2 separate regions of the Homo sapiens genome follow, and region 2 is linked to region 1. A link is a contact called in ENCODE Hi-C or POLR2A ChIA-PET data. All regions are on one chromosome and are shown on one strand. Each heading gives the region's core, a stretch centred on a gene start or an enhancer-like site at or near the end of the contact. The rest is flanking DNA. Distances are from core to core; before and after follow the strand shown. Region 1 has its middle 140 kb from the start of FGF1. Region 2 overlaps SPRY4-AS1 (SPRY4 antisense RNA 1).

Region 1 (5,547 bases), core at 3,043-5,542:
AGGCTTTCCCAGACACAGGATGGTTATTCACTAGGAATACAAATGAGGGTCCTTTTATGTTTCCTAGCCTGCAGGCCCATTAGTTAGCAGTAAAAAGCCAAAATGTTTAAATCCTAAAGTGAAACCTCCATGCTGTGGTATTCTGTCTTGTTAAAAACAAGTAACTTTATGGTTCTTTGATCAATAAATAGCATAAGGGTATAGAGATAAAGGAAAAGAACATTAGCATGAAGACAACAGACTAAATAAGGCCCCTGAATTACTCAGAGGGGTGGAATTTCAACCCTGGTAGATTTCCCTGGTAACTATGTAGGAGAATTGTTCCAGACTTGAGGACTGTGATCATGCAGGTTTGGCATCCGTGTCAGCTGACACTGGCCCCATGTTTGGCCCCATCCTCTTGGGCCCTTGGCTTGTCAGGGCTCAGTGGTCACCATGCCAGTGAAGGTCTCAAGCTAGGACTTCACCCTCCTACGTGAGACTGCCTACTTGGCCTCTCCCTACAGGCTCAACAAAGCTTCTAAAACCTATACCCAAAGTCAACCCTTGAGTTCTCCTCAAGCCTGCTTTTCCATCTCGCTAAATGGCCAGGAAATCATTCTGCAAAGTGCTCAGCTTGACAGCCTCAAAACTATCCCTGGCTCCCACTCTCATGTCCCACTTTCAAATCATCAGCAAATCTCACTGGCCCTGCCTTCAAAGCATATTCAAAATCTGACCATCTCTCATCACTTCCACTAGTCTGGGTTGCCATCCCTCTCACCTGGATTACTACAAAGCCTCCTACTTGGTCTCGTTCCTCCCCTCTTGCCAAGCCACCCATCCCATTCTTTTTGCCACACAGCAGCCAGAGGAAGCCTTTTAGAACCTAAGCCACGTCATGGTGCCCATTGGTTCTAGACCCTCGAGGGGCCTCCCCATGTCATACAGAGTAGAAGCCACAGTCTGCCCAGGCCCCCAAGCCCTCTGTGACTTGCCGCAGCTCTCCCATGGCACCTCCTACACCCGCTCCTGTGGCTAACTCTGCTCCAGCCTCCCTGCTACTCCACAAAGGAGGTAAGCATGTGTCCGGCTTTAAGCTGTGCACATGATGCTACCCAGGCAGCATTTCCGCCAGCTATCAGCAAGCTTAGCTTCCTAAGCTCTCATTTCTGATAAGGATGGCCCCTTATCAGAAAGCTTCCCTGACCACCCCTTTAAAATCCAGCTTTACTTTTCTTCATAGCACTTATCCCCACTTGACAAAATATATATTTATGTTTTACTGTCTGTCTCTCTCCACTGGAATGTAAGTTCCATGGATACAGGATTTTTCCTTCTGAGAACAGTGCTGGGTACAGAGAAGACACATATTTTTTACATGAATAATGTGGGCACATTGTCCAATTAACGTGTACCATAAGACAAGACAAACAGTAACAACTGTAACAAAAATCCCAGTCACCTGTATGAATATGTATAATGTCTTTTTTCATTACTAACCTTTTAAAAAAATAAGGAAAGAGGAGGAGGAAATTTTTGTCGGTTGGATGAAGAGGGGAGAAAATCATTTACTTAGAACCATGTTTCGGGCACTCTTCTAGGTCTGGAGGTAGAGAGTCAAGATAGATAAGCTCCCTGTTTTGTGCAGCTTATGTTAGAGAGGAAATAAAGAGGTGGAGGTGGACACTGAAGAAGCTGGGAATCACACCATCAGTAAACAAACAAATGAACAAACAAGATAATTTCAAATAGTCGTGAATAATATACATGTTCAAGAAAACTTACTGGAAATTACCAGTAAAAATATACCTGTTTTATGCATGGGACTTATCAGTCTCTTTTTCCCATTCCACCCCCAAAATCCTGCACTTTCAATAAAATATATAAATATTCATACTTGATATTTATTAAAACAAGCTGCTTATCTTAGAGTAACTACTTTGTAACTTCTATTAAATGATGAGCTGTGCTTTGTTGAAGACAATATCTCTTGTACATGGATGGATTTAGCAACTGATATTGTCCTTTGTCATATGCCCAGAAGGTACCCATTAGAAGTTAGCAGATTTTTCACAGGTCTTCAAAAGTGAATGTCTGGAATTCTTTCCAACCTAACCTTGAATCTTTGTGGATATTTCAGTACACTGCTGAAAAGTTACATGCTTTTATTTTAGTAGAGTTGGTGAAAATTCCATATGGATTCCTCCATTCACAAAACTGAATGAAAACACAGAACTCCTTAAAATAAAAATAGACACACTGGGAATCACCAGGGAAATGTTACTTATTCTCTGAGCATTCAGCTTCTGCTATCCCTAGTGGTGGGAACCCAAGCTGTCATTCCAATTTCCTATAAACTTGGCAGGACTCTGTGTCCATTTGGAATTGTAATAGCCCGGATTTCAGTTCAGGGAGGAAGGAAGGAGTCATTGCATTCCTCTGAAAAGTCCTCCAGCAGAATCTCAAGAAGCCAAAGCCTAAATGTCAGTGTTCTCCCAAAGGAAAGACATGGTTCCATCTGACGAGTTTACCTGGTATAACGCTCTATAGCCAATTCTGGCAAGCCCTCTTGGCTGGTCTTTTTTTGGTAATGTTGCTTGTTGCAGAAAATTCTGGTTCCTGCATTAGGTGTTTTCTTTTTTCAGTTATGAACAGATTTTTCATACTAAATGCCCTAGACATTTCAGACTGGAAGTTCCAGGCTGTGTATATTCTTGCTGTTCATTCTCCACTCCTGCATGCTTCCTGATTTAGAATGTGGGAGCTGCAAGAAAGGCCAACCAACTCGCCCTCCCAGCTCTCATCACCTGTGGTCACAGTCAGACAAAGGAGTTGAATCCTGTTAAAGTGGGGGTCGGGCTGGGGGGTGGTGGGGGGGCGCGGAGTGTAGACCTCAGGCAGAGACAGAGTGGGAGGCAGGAGATGCCTCTAAATGGCCCAGGTGAGAGGTATGTTGTGGGGAGTGGAAAACTCTAAGGCTTGCGGAATCCTGATCAAGCCCTGAGTCTATGGCTCCTACTTCCTTCTCCCCCATTTTTGGTTCCAAATAAGTGATTTGCTTGCAAACGGATTCCACAAGCAAGTCATTTCCTCTTCCTTGGGGGACAGCAACTGTGACGAGAGGGAGGAAGGAAGAAACACACACCTCTTCTGAACACCCGGGATCGTGGTAAGGTCTTTGTGAGCCTTGGTGAGCCGCAGCCTCTTCATTCCACAGCATGCAGCATAACTATGGAAGGATTCAAAAATTTTGCTTTTAAAATTATTGGGCTCCAAGGAGGTGATGTTGAAACAATTCCTCAGAAATGAGAAAATCTAACATACAGATTGTTTCCAAATGAAATAAAGCTTTTAACGAATACTAAACTTAAGAACTGATGGAGTTGATACAATCGGTTAGCTATTATAGGCATTTAATCCACTAAATTTGGGGGGTGGGGTTCTTTCATTTGTTGGAAAATATATTTATATTTTGCTGTCTAAGTCTGGGCCCAGTGGCTCACGCCTATAATCCCAGCACTTTGGGAGGCCGAGGCAGTTGAATCACTTGAGGTCAGGAGTTCAAGACCAGCCTGGCCAACATGGCGAAATCCCATCTCTACTAAAATACAAAAAAATTAGCTGGGCGTGATGGCAGGTGCCTGTAATCCCAGCTACTCAGGAGGCTGAGGCAGGAGAATCGCTTGAACCTGGGAGGCAGAGGTTGTAGTGAACTGACATCGTGCCACTGCACTCTAGCCTGGACGACAGAGCGAGACTCTGTCTCAAAAAAATAAATCAATAAAAAATAAATAAATATATTTTGCTGTCTATATAGATGCATATCATATATAGGATTTTATATATACTATCTATGTAACATTTTTTCAGGGCTAAATATTGCTATAGGCCCTCAAAAACCTGTTGGCCCTGAGCCCTGTGCCTGCAGAACCTAACAGATACAGTAGATTGTGAAGTAAATGTAACAGAAAAAATAATGTAAAAAGTTATTGCAACCCCAGGCTAGTGAATGGATTAACATGACTAGGAGGCCAGTTCTGTCAAGGCTCCTTGCCAACCCTAAGTCTCCAAGAGAAGCCCTGGATTTTTACACCCAGTCCTCTCCAGCCTTGCTGTAGGAAGCAGTCATCCCACCAGAGAGGTTTCTATTTCAGACCCACTCTCAGTCCCTTGGGAGTCTCCTCCAGGCTGTCCTTCCTAAACCACTTGAATCTCGATTTCTCCCACAGCTGATTTTTTTTTTTTCAAGATGTTAGCAATTCCTGTGGAACCATCTGGATGTTATTAAGAAAGTGTCCCGGGTCCTCTGAGGCAGCTGGCTGCGGCCTCTTGCCTTGTTTCCTGTGTCCTGGATGTCTAAGTTGACTTTCATAAGAAATTTGGAATATTAGCTTAAAAAAAGAAACAGTCAATATTTTTCAGGCGTTGAGCTCTTGCAGCTTAATTTCCCCGGCTGGGACTTTGCATTTCGAGTTCCCATCTTTGGCCCCTGCTCTGGGAAGGATGAAGCACGTCTGTTTTAAAAACAGAAAGCACCAGTGGTCGGGGTGAACCAGAAATCCAGTCTTCCCCACCCTCCCTAGTCAGCCTCACAAAAACTTCCTTATGTCGCTGCTGCTGCTGCTCAGCCACTTCCATACCCCCAGCCCCCGCTCCCAAGTGAGACCCTGAGTCTCTGTCCAAATGTACATGCTATTTAGTTCAGCTCTATAGGGCACTCTCCTAGCCTCCTTGAGGCAAAAAGAACAAATATCAAATAACAGAAAAATGGCTGAACAGATGACAATGATTCCGTGGTTAAGAGGGGTAACTGTGAATAGGTGGGACAATAGGAGACACCAATTTACCCGCTTCCTAACCACTAGCCAGGAGCACCTGGGGCCTGAACAGAGACGCTCCCATGGATTCATTTTACTACTTAGAGCCTGCAGATGGGGTTGGGGCACTGGCTTGCCTCACTTCCCGTTTATTACCCAAACTCAACAGCCAAGCTTTGGGTTCTTAGCCTTGACCATTTGCTTTCCCCACTAAAGGGGCCCATGGCCCACCTCTTCTTCTTTGTTGTTCTTAGACCTTCACCACCCCCACCCCCGACCAACTTGCATCTCATCACCCTTTCAATTTCATTAATAAAGTTAACACTAGTTATTTGGAAGATTTTTAAGACCCCCAATGCTATTAAATCAGACAACGTGATTAAGGACACCCACTATACCTAGGAAGTGCAAGCACAGAATGACTTTTCCAAAAGACAAACAGCCTAACTTTCTGTCTCTGATGCTGGTAGAACCAAGAGAAAATTTTGAACGGAAGCATACAATTCACTCTCCATTGAGGATTCACTCAAAAAGGAGGTAGAGATATGCCTTAATATTCCTAATATCCCTGTCACAATCCACAGGAATCTACAACCTCCTATCTGGTTTGCCATAGACACTCAGTAAGTGGTCTCACCAACCCCCATCTTTTTATTTTGAAAAGCTTAAGCTACAAAAAAACTAAAAGAATAATACAATGAACTCCTATATGCATTTTACCTAAATCACCAACTGCAGTTCAACTTTG
Region 2 (5,005 bases), core at 1,661-4,160, 150 kb after region 1:
GGCAAACCCCGCCCCCTCCATTTTTAGTAAAAATACAGAAAAAAAAAAAAAGCCAGACAGCCGGTCGTAGTGGCTCACACCTGTAATCCCAGCACTTTGGGAGGCCAAGGTGGGTGGATCACTTGAGGTCAGGTGTTCTGAGACCAGCCTGGCCAACATAGTGAAACCCCATCTCTAAAAATACCAAAAAGAAATCAGCCAAGCACGGTGGTGCACAACTGTAGTCCCAGCTATTCAGGGGGCTGAGGCAGGAGAACTGCTTGATCTCAGCGGTGAGCCAAGATTGTGCCACTGCACTCCAGCCTCCAGCCTGGGGAAGGAAGGAAGGAAGGAAGGAAGGAAGGAAGGAAGGAAGGAAGGAAGGAAGGAAGGAAGGAAGGAAGGAAGGAAGGAGGGAAGGAAGGAGGGAAGGAAGGAGAGAAGGAAAGGGAAGGAAAGGGAAAGAAAGGGAAGGAAAGGGAAGGGAGGGAAGGGAGGAAAAGAAGGAAAAGAAAGGAAAGAAAGAACCAAGCATGGGGTGTGCCACGTGCCTGTAGTCCCAGTTACTTGGGAGGCTGAGGTGGGAGGATCTCCTGAGCCCAGGAAGTAGAGGCTGCAGTGAGCCAAGATCACGCCACTGCACTCCAGCCTGGGAACATATCTCATGTGATGAGGACAGCCTGTTAGGTTTTGTTCCCCAGACATAATTCTCCATATCTCAACCGGGGATCCTGAGCACACAGCAACCTAGTACTTTCCTCTTCTCTTTCCCTAGTTAGCTTGCAGCTGTTGCCTCAGTAAACCAGCTCTCCAGGACATCCTTCCAGAACTGTGTGCCAGAGTCAGGCAGCCTGACCCAAAAGGGCCAGACACTCTGGCACGTGTCTCCTCAGCCAGACCCCAGAACTCAAAATCCCCTCCTACGAAGGAAGAGAAAAACAACACAGGCTCCCACCAGCCAAAAAAGAACGACAGAAGGAAAGCACAGAATCTGTCCCCTTCTCCTTCTGCCCCATCCTTTTCACATCACATCAAGCCAAGCTGTCTTTGGGGAACAGACAAGATGCAACAGGCAGTTAGACTGGCCCACCCTGGCTAACAAGGCCATCTGACTTCACCAGCAGAACCCCCTTCCAGGTTCAGGGGAAGGGGGCTCAGGGGCTGTATATTTGACAGCAGAAAGAATCGGCTGTGATTTGGGGACTAACATCATACTAGCTGCCCAGCTACCCACAGCTGTGCTGGGAATGTGGCTCTACCAGGAACACTGCTACAGCCAGTCAAGTGTGTCACAGCCCACTTCCATCACCACATTTACGGTCTTCTCTAATGCAGTCAATCTGACAGACAGAAGTCGGAGTGAAAACTGTGCAGATGCCTGCGCTGATCCCATGAGACATTACCAATTTTGTTTTTCCCACATTGTGCACCCAAGATTTCAGAAAAATTCCTTACCTTTCACTAGTCAGAGAGCCGCCTTTTCCATCTGTTGGGGATGCTTTCTTTTCTCTTTCATTAATGCAAATATCACCAGAGCAGTGATTAAAGCGAAGATACAATTTTGAGTTAGTTGTCTATCTTTGGACCTAGAAGGAGACTGCAATGAAAAGTGGATTCTTTCTGGAAACCTAATGGATTATTTTTCCCTGACCCCTGATAACTTACTTTCCTAATCTACAGGACATCCCCCCTACCTGCCTTTACATTAACTTCCCTAGGCGGGAAGAAAAAGACATTTCTGGTTGTGGGAGGGAGGAGGTGGTGGTGAAACAAGCAAATACAGTGAGGCTCCCCTGGCCCCCATCTGTTCCAAATCTTCCCCTCACAGGATGTCATGTCTGAAAAGCAAGAAAAATATTCCTTCCTCTTCCAACATTCAGCAGAATCTTGCATGCAAAGAGAAGAATGTCTCGTTACTCTGTGGGTTCTCATCTGCTTTTTAACTCACAAATTGCCGAATTACACTAGCCCCTCCACCCTCTCCCTCTCTCCCAGTAAAACCCCAGGGGCAGCAGGGCTCAGCACCAGCGAGGAGCTAGCTCCCCACCATACCACCATACCTCTGGCACAAAGGATTAGTTCTCCTGAGCCTGGCCAATGACTTTTGCAGATTTCTAAGCTGAAGACAGGCCAGAGAGCTGTCAGAGCCCCCAGAGGAAGTGAGGCCACCCCCAGGGGGTAAAAGGAGTGGGCTCAGAATTCCCCACTTTTGACCCTGCACTCTCCCTCTCCCCAGCTTCTAGGCACTTTGCATATGGAAGTGCACAGGCAGCCAAGTCCTGGGCATTTGAACAGGAAGGATGTTCCTCAGTAGCTCACAAGGACCCTAACTGCTGCATTTCCAGGACTGGGAGGGCGATATTTATAGAAAGGGCAGCCAGCCAAGCGAGATCAGCTCCAACTTTATTTCAACTAACCCTCTTTTCCATCTTCTGTAGCTCTCCTTCAAGTTAAACAGAGAGGCATTCCTCCCTTTATTGCTTGATTTTTACGCAAGGGCTGAGGCTCTCATTAAAATGATTGAGAAACCCTGACTGAAAAGATGGAAAAGGACCTGCCTGCCTGCCCCTCCCCCTTGGCTCTTAATCTTCCTCTCCTACGTCCCTCTGCCCTGCTTCCCTGCATTCCCCACATGGCACATGCTCCTTCTTATGCCCCTGCAGCACAGAACCCCTTGTGGTCCTGTAGATGAGCAACGCTGTCCCTTACCCTAAATCCAAATTATCCTTCCTCCCAGCTTTCTTTCTCATCCTTTTTTATCACATCCTATAAGGCCTGCATGATCTACTCTCACCCCACCCTCTTCAACCTTATTTCCTATCACTCTTCCCCTACAAACCCCCTCCTCCTCACTGTTGCTCAAACACACTGAACACACCCCTCAGGGCCTTTGTACAGGCTGTTTCCTTTACCCAGAACACACCCTCTAGGGGGGCCATTTGAAAGTCTGGCTCTGACACATGATCCAGATTTCAGCCCTAAAGACCTTGCTAACACTGAGTATTAAAAAGCACTGCAGGCCGGGTGCGGTGGCTCACGCCTGTAATCCCAACACTTTGGGAGGCCAAGGCGGGTGGATCACTTGAGGTCAGGAGTTCAAGACCAGCCTGGCCAACATAGTGAAACCCTGTCTCTATTAAAAATACAAAAATTAGTGAGGCGTGGTGGAGGACGGCTGTAATCCCAGCTACTCAGAATGCTGAGGCAGGAGAATTGATTGAACCTGGGAGACGGAGATTGCAGTGGGCCGAGATCGTGTCGCTACACAGTGAACACTTCACCTCAAAAATAAAACTAAATTAAATTTAAAAAGCACCCCTATGAGCCAAACACAATGACAGGTGCCTGTTGTCCCTGCTAGTAAGGAGGCTGAAGCAGGAGGATTGCTTGGGCCCAGGAGTTCGAGGCTGCAGTGAGCTATGATCAAGCCATTGCACCACAGCTCAGGCAACAGAAGAAGACACCCATCTCAAAAACAAAAAAAGGGCCTAACCTGTCACTCTGTAGCCTCACTATCCCACAGCTGCTTCATTTGCTTCACAGCACCAACAAAGACTCTCTCCTTGACCAAACTTTAGACAGGCTCCTCTAGATCCTCTTCTTCATGTGGCCTGCCTTTAGCAAATAATTCAGCTGAGTCATTCCCCCACCCTCAATATCTGACCAAGTTCCTCATCCCCCACTTTTAATGTGTAAGTCCTTGGCCTGCCTTCCACAGAATCCTGTTGAGTTGGTTTAGCAAGAGTTCCCCTACCCTTCGTGTCTTCTCTTAGTGATTTTCCACCCAATGACCCCCTCACTCTGATTATAAATGCCCAACTAGGTCTTTGCTGGATTCAGTGATGAACTCAACCTCCTTCCTCTATTGCAAAAGTTAACTCCTAGGCCGGGTGCAATGGCTCATGCCTGTAATCTCAGCACTTTGGGAGGATGAGGAGGGTGGATGACCTGAGGTCAGTCAGGAGTTCAAGACCAGCCTGACCACCATGGTGAAACCCTATCTCTACTAAAAATACAAAAATTAGCCAGGTGTGGTGGTATGTGCCTGTAATCCCAGCAACTCAGGAGGCTGAGGCAGGAGAATCGGTTGAACCTGGGAGGCAGAGGGTGCAGTGAGCCGAGATCGCACCACTGCACTCCAGCCTGGGTGACAGAGACTCCATCTCAAAGAAAAAAAAAAGAAAAAAAGTCAACTCCTGTTGCAATAGTCTTGAATAAAGTCTTCCTTACCATAAGTGTTAATTCTTCTTTAATACCACCTGACATCATATGATCTTTTTGTTCATCTTTCTCCCTCCACTGGACTGTAAGTTCCACAATGGCAAGATCTTTATGTGTTTATTCTCTGCTAGATCCTTTGCTTCTAAAATAGTATCTGGGGCTGGGCATAGTGGCTCACGCCTGTAATCCCAGCACTTTGGGAGGCCGAGGCAGGCAGATCACAAGGTCAGTTCAAGACCAGTCTGACCAGTACAGTGAAACCCCGTCTCTACTAAAAATACAAAAATTAGCTGGGCGTGGTGGTACACACCTGTAGTTCCAGCTACTCGGGAGGCTGAGGCACTCCTGCCTCAGTTGAACCCGGGAGGCGGCAGTTGCAGTGAGCCAAGATCATGCCACTGCACTCCAGCCTGGGAGACAGAGCGAGACTCCATCTCAAAAAAAATAAAAAAAAAAATAGTATCTGACACACAACAGACACTCAACAAATGTCTATAAAATGAATCCAGCTACCTCCACTTATCCTGTGATCTCTGTTTGCCCGCCACCTCCTCTGGGAAGTCATTCCTGAATCTTCCAAGGCTTGACCCTGTACTTCAGTTAACAGTGATCACATGGATCTCAGAGGATAATTCTCTTATTATTCAATATGTACTTTAAATGTGTTCATATATAATATACTAATACACAGAATAAAACATAGAAGTCTACTTTGACCGCCTGCCCTCCTTCCCTTTCAGAGCTCCACAATGCCCTGCCCCAGTCTTTTTTTCCTCTGTACATACATCCATGCACATATCTGTTT

Evidence for each region. Hi-C counts contacts between places; a loop is a spot of excess contacts on that map. ChIA-PET counts read pairs that join two places held with the same protein, here RNA polymerase II (POLR2A). Pooled maps may share reads with other maps.
Region 2: a map of G401 shows a loop between it and region 1 (3-fold over the local background). The contact joins two enhancer-like sites. A Hi-C loop is called at or near these places in 4 of 168 maps with a recorded cell type or tissue (A673, Calu3, G401 and 1 more) and 7 of 50 pooled maps. POLR2A ChIA-PET finds 5 or more read pairs at or near these places in 1 of 52 experiments (K562).

What each region holds. Positions count from the first base shown.
Region 1 is chr5:142,539,930-142,545,476 of GRCh38, reverse strand. No RefSeq gene overlaps it. Among named protein-coding and RNA genes, the nearest start is that of FGF1, 140 kb to the left of the region's middle. Within about 2 kb of position 4,292, at least 10 of the 41 ENCODE cell types and tissues checked have a DNase peak (open chromatin) inside an H3K27ac peak, as active enhancers do; they include A673, where a contact is called at or near this core.
Region 2 is chr5:142,387,481-142,392,485 of GRCh38, reverse strand. All of the region lies in intron 3 of SPRY4-AS1 (SPRY4 antisense RNA 1), which reads right to left. Among named protein-coding and RNA genes, the nearest start is that of SPRY4-AS1, 65 kb to the right of the region's middle. RefSeq lists enhancers at 1-496, 3,379-3,880. Within about 2 kb of position 2,910, at least 8 of the 41 ENCODE cell types and tissues checked have a DNase peak (open chromatin) inside an H3K27ac peak, as active enhancers do; they include A673, where a contact is called at or near this core.